2 separate regions of the Mus musculus genome follow, and region 1 is linked to region 2. A link is a loop called in an ENCODE intact Hi-C map of the cell type or tissue named here. Cell type or tissue: heart. All regions are shown on one strand. Links, peaks and the distances in the headings refer to the core of each region. The heading gives the core; the rest is flanking DNA.

Evidence for each region. A loop is a pair of places that touch in the nucleus more often than their neighbours do. Peaks named below come from ENCODE experiments on the same cell type or tissue, not always from the same donor. Only the 100,000 strongest peaks of a DNase experiment are listed, where the experiment ranks them.
Region 1: it touches region 2 in a loop (5-fold over the local background); 2 of 42 quality-filtered maps call a loop at or near these places.

What each region holds. Positions count from the first base shown.
Region 1 is chr4:134,165,606-134,168,408 of GRCm38, reverse strand. Cep85 (centrosomal protein 85) reads left to right here. Exons shown (of 14, transcript NM_144527.3): 3 at 968-1,120. Among named protein-coding and RNA genes, the nearest start is that of Cep85, 20 kb to the left of the region's middle. In heart, for the core only: a CTCF peak has its summit at 1,316 (motif pointing right); no DNase peak of the experiment used is centred there.
Region 2 is chr4:134,091,430-134,094,232 of GRCm38, reverse strand. It overlaps Crybg2 (crystallin beta-gamma domain containing 2), which reads right to left. Exons shown (of 20, transcript NM_001162970.1): 19 at 2,024-2,183; 20 at 1,729-1,914. The coding sequence ends at 1,826. It overlaps Cd52 (CD52 antigen), which reads left to right. Exons shown (of 2, transcript NM_013706.2): 2 at 333-695. The coding sequence ends at 506. Among named protein-coding and RNA genes, the nearest start is that of Cd52, 2.2 kb to the left of the region's middle. In heart, for the core only: a CTCF peak has its summit at 1,621 (motif pointing left); a DNase peak (open chromatin) is centred at 1,602.

The DNA of each region.
Region 1 (2,803 bases), core at 4-2,503, 74 kb before region 2:
TAATATAGGCGAATTGTCATGAGTTTGAAAGCAACCTGTGCTACAGAGTGATAAACATATAGAAGATGCCTTTAATCCCAGAATTCTGGAAGCAGAGACAGGCTGATCTCCGTAAGTTTGAGACCAGCCTAGTTGGCATGCATAGCAAGTGCCAGGCTAACCTAGGCTTCATTTTAAGATCATGTCTCAAAAGCCAAAACAAACTACAACAGTAGTAAAATAAAACTAAACAACAAAAGTAAATTAAGGGGGGCTGGAGAGATGGCTCAGTGGGTAAGAGCACTGACTGCTCTTCTGAAGGTCCTGAGTTCAAATCCCAGCAACCACATGGTGGCTCACAACCATCCATAATGAAATCTGATGCCCTCTTCTGGAGTGTTTGAAGACAGCTACAGTGTACCTACAAATAATAAATAAATCTTTTTTTTTTAAGTAAATTAAGGAGTTCATAGTAGCTGAAATGGGGCTGAGAATAAGAAAGATGTGCCTGCTGCTGTTTTACAGGTTTAGTCCTGTTTGCTGTGGACATAGCCATTACAAAATAAGGCCCTGGGGTTTTCCATGTACTGCTTTGTTAGCAGTCAACCTGCTTGGAATGTTTTATTGCTGACTAGGTTTTCAAGAACTACATTGCAGTATAGTGCATGCTTAGAGCATGGCTCTATTGTGAGTCGTTCTATGTTGCTATGATAAGGTTTTATATGTCAGTGGATATAACTGAGCTAGAATGTAGCTCTAAGTAATTGATTATTAAACTAAATAGTTTGTTCTTCAACTGGATTAAGCACTAATTCTTTGAAAGGGGCCTATCTTGAGAAATCTTGAGCTTCAACAATGTGGATAGTCAGTTAAGGAATTACATGTGAAGTCACCTAATAAAAATTTACTGACCTTACACTCCAAAAAAGTGCTTAATTCAATTTCATCAGCTGGCTCACACTAAAGTGAAAAATGCCTCTTGTTACAGGTTCCAATGTGATTCAAAAAGGCAGTTCTCTGGGAACTGAGTGGCAGACACCAGTTATCTCAGAGACCTTTCGGAGCCGCTTCAGCCGCTGCTCAAGCATTGCTGACAGTGGGGACACAGCCATTGGGACATCATGCTCAGACATTGCAGAGGGTAAGCTTGATTCCCGATTTGACTGTCAGCATGCACTGCCATTGTCCATTTGAATTCCACATAGATTGTCATTTACAGACTGATTGTAAGGACAGGCTATTCAGTCATGGAATCTGAATAACCATAAATAATCTCAAGCATATTTATTTATTTATTTATTATGTATAGTGTTGTGCCTGCATATGTGCCTACATGCCTGAAGAGGGCACCAGATCCCGTTACAGATGGTTGTGAGCCACCATGTTCTTGGTGGGAATTGAACTCAGGACCTCTGTAAGAGCAGTCAGTGCTCTTAACCTCTGAGCCATCTCTCCAGTCCAAGCTCGCTTACTTCTTTCTGTCTGTCTTTCTTTCTCTCTTTCTTTCCAAGCTTCTTTTTTTTTCTTTCTTTTTTAAGACTTATTTATTTATTTTATGTATGTGAGTACACTGTAGCTGTACAGAAAGTTATGAGCCTTCATGTGGTTGTTGGGAACTGAATTTTTAGGACCTCTGCTTGCTCGCTCCGATCAACTCTGCTCGCTCAGGCCCAAAGATTTATTTATTATATGTAAGTACACTGGCTGACTTCAGACACACCAGAAGAGGGCGTCAGATCTCATTATGGGTGGTTGTGAGCCACCATGTGGTTGCTGGGATTTGAACTCAAGACCTTCAGAAGAGCAGTCAGTGCTCTTACCTGCTGAGCCATCTCTCCAGCCCCAAGCTTATTTCTTTCTTTTTTTTTTTTTTAGATTTATTTTATTTATTATACATAAGTACACTGTAGCTGTCTTCAGACATACCAGAAAAGGGCGTCAGATCTCATTATGGGTGGTTGTGAGTCACCATGTGGTTACTGGGATTTAAACTCAGGACCTTTGGAAGAACAGTCAGTGCTCTTACCCACTGAGCCATCTCACCAGCCCCTAAGCTTATTTCTTAATATCACCAAATTTTCTGTCTTACTATGGTGTGTGTACACACCTGTTCTTTGTTCTTGGTTCTGTGGTTCTTGAGGTTGAACCCTGGGCCTCACACATGCTCCAGGTGTCCTACCATTCAGACATAGCCCTGGCATAGTGTTTTTCGTCAATGGCCCTTTTTCCATTGTTAATCTAGGCCCGTTTGTACTATTCCCATCTTCATCTATCTGCTAGCTAGTCCACTTGTACTATTATGCATGCTCTAGTAGTCCCACAAGGCTTTCCCCGTGCCCTCTCCTTTACTGAGCTCCTTCCATATAACCTCTATTTTTTTATTTTTGTATCTCTAATGTCTCTGCCACTTGCTTTTGCACACATGTACCAATTACCCATAAGTACTTTACAAGGCATTTAAATGGGGCCTAGAGGGCAGAAGATCTAATGATAATAATTACTATTTATGGGGCCAGACATAGTGGTATATGCCTTTAGTTCCAGCACTTGGGAAGCAGAGGCAGATAGATCTCTGAATTCAAGGCCAGCCTGGTCTGAGTTTAGGACAGCCAAAGCTACATAGTGAGACTCTTTCTCATAAAAACAAACAAAAAATTACTATTTATGGGGCTGGAGTGATAGCTTATCAGTTAAAAGCACTTGTTGCTCTTGTAAAGGAGCCAAGTTTAATTTCTAGCTCCCACTTCAGGTAGCTCACAATAGTTTGTAACTTCAGTATTGTGCACATGCATACATGTAGACAAAATACTCATGTGAATAAAAT
Region 2 (2,803 bases), core at 272-2,771:
AGGCCCGTCACGTGTGATACTCTGGACCATGGTGGACTCTGATCACCAGGAGATGAGGAAACCGAGGCTCTGGGAGGGGAAGCCCACATTTGGGTTTCTGTTTCCCTCTTTGCTGGAGGATCTGGCAGCCTGAAAAGTGGTGGGAAGTTTCGAGGTGGAAGAATGACAAACATGGGGGCTGCCTTTCCCTTGCCTGTGATGAGGTGGGAAGCCAAACATCTCAACAGGGCTGATGGCAGTTTTATGGAAGCCTAGAGTTGAAGAAAGGGAACAAAGGGGCAGGAGCCCTCAACAGAAGGTTCAAATCCTACTGAGCAGCGCTTCTCTTGCAGATACAAACAGGATCCTTGGGACAAGCCACTACGGCCGCTTCTGGTACTAACAAAAACAGCACCTCCACCAAAAAAACCCCCTTAAAGAGTGGGGCCTCATCCATCATCGATGCGGGTGCCTGCAGTTTCCTCTTCTTTGCCAATACCTTAATGTGCCTCTTCTACCTCAGCTGAGGTGAAGGCGCAGCTTCTGAAGCCCCGTGCTCCACCCACTGCTGCCACCATCAGTAGCGAGAGACATCCCAACCCACGGGAAGGGTTGATAGCAGATATCCAAGGAGGCTAAAGTTGACAGCCAATGGCCGGAATGGGAGCGGGGCCGTGACACCCAGCTAGGGCACAATAAAGTTATACTTATGCTTAGATGGGGTCCCACGTGTGATCGATCACTGCACATCACTGGCCTCAGGAGTCATGTGTGCGGCAGTATTAGGAGTGAACCCAGTACTGCCCTTGACTCTCAAGCCCCACACACCCCAGGTTCAGGCAGGTGCCCAGCCCATGCCCTTGATGTCTTCATACTGATAGATTCTGGGAAATCACATATTGTTTGGCTGTTTCTCTCAAAACTCCCAACGGGAGTACTACAGACCCAGAAGCAGCCCGTGTCTGGGAAGGTTTGCGGAAGGATGGCTCCCAAGTCTCTGACCACATGCCTTCTATCACTGGGCAAGAGGATGAGGAGGCAAGGCTTGCTACCCACACCCTCAGCCAGGGAAGGCAGGAAGGACCAGCAGCCCCTCTAACCACCCTGCCCTCCTGGGCTTGGGGGTGGTCTTTGGAGGAGACAAGGAAGCTCAGACTGATTCCCAAGGGTCCTTGCCTCTGTGTCTTCCCAGGATCCCATGTCAACAGAGGATGGCAACATAACTGCAGCCCGAGGTCTCTGATATCCTGACCTGTCACACAGCTAGGGACCCAGCCCCTTCTCCTGGCTTTTCTGCCCAAGGCTAAACCTTCAGGCTTTGTGACCAGATTTAGAAGAAGCAGAAATGTAGACCCTCCTGTCTTTCTTGCCCTGCCCACTGTGGACTCACAGACCGAACCTTGAAAGTTCACCCTTGGATACATCTCTATCCCTGGAATAGTTTCTGCTGTTATTTCTTTCTGGCCTGGCCAACTCCTACAGTACCTCTTCCAAGTGGGACAGCCATCCACTTCTGTCCCCTGAACACCCATCTGAGTCCTGCACTGGGGTGGGAATCACATAGGCTTGGCTGGCTAGTCCCTACAGTCAGAGAGGCAGAACGGATGACACACCAGTGTGGGGTATGCAGCTCCCCCTGGTGGTCAGGGGAAGCTGCACAGGAAGTGAAACCAACCAGAAGAGGAGGCTGAGGGTCAACTGGACTCTCTCCATCCCAACATCAAGGTGCAGAGACGAGACCACCAGCAGCATAGTAGAAAATAGCTTATTTCACAGCAAAATCTGTATAAAACACTTCATCCCAGCAAAAGCCTCCTGAAGGAAACTGGTGATGGCGTTGGTTGGTTCAAAGTACATGGACAGTCCAGATCTGGGAAAGTCTGTCCTTGGTTGGTTCCCACAGCACCACATGGTCACGGTCATACCCTCGTCCGCCTGCGGGGGGGGGGAGAGGAGGGGGAAAATTCAGAGGTGGTCAGAGAGTGCTGGATGCAGCCCAGTTTTTACTCCCCTCTTATGCACCCTTACCCCACCCCTACATTACCCTTCACATCCAGGATCTGGCCTTCAAACATTTGGCTGCAGATGTGACCCAATTCATTGATGCTCCAGGTTTGGCGTGGTAGGCGGCTCTCGGCCCATAGTACTACTTTGGAGCCTGGGCTAGGAGGTCCAATCACCTGTAGGCTCATGGTGGGGGCCATCTGAGGCCCCAGAAGATCGTGAGATTTGGCCTAGGAAATCTCCCATGCTCAAGCCATCCTTCGCTCGCTGGATTTTTGTTGTTGTGGTTTCTTTTGTCTGGGACGCAGTATCTATGTAGCTTTGGCTTGCCCAGAACTTGCTATGTAGACCAGGCTAGCCTTGAGCTCATAGATATTCAACTCTTTCTGCCTCCTGAATACGTGGGCCACCCTGTCCAGCTCATTCACTACTTTTGAATCTAGCCCTAGGTAAGTCTCTTCATTCATTTTTAGATTTATTTTATGAGTGTTTTGACCGCATGCATGTCTGTGCAATAAACACATGCCTGGTGCCCACCGAGGTTAGAAGAGGGCATCAAATACTCTGCAACTAGAATTAGGGATGGCCTATGTCATCATTTTTATGCTGGGAACTGAACTTAGGTCCTCTGCAAAAGCAACAAGTGCTTTTGTTGTTGTTGTTTTTGTTTTGTTTTGTTTTTCGAGACAGGATTTTTCTGTGTAGCCCTGGCTGTCCTGGAACTCACTCTGTAGACCAGGCTGGCCTCAAACTCAGAAATCCGCCCGCCTCTACCTCCCAAGTGCTGGGATTAAAGGCAAGTGCCACCACTGCCCGGCTT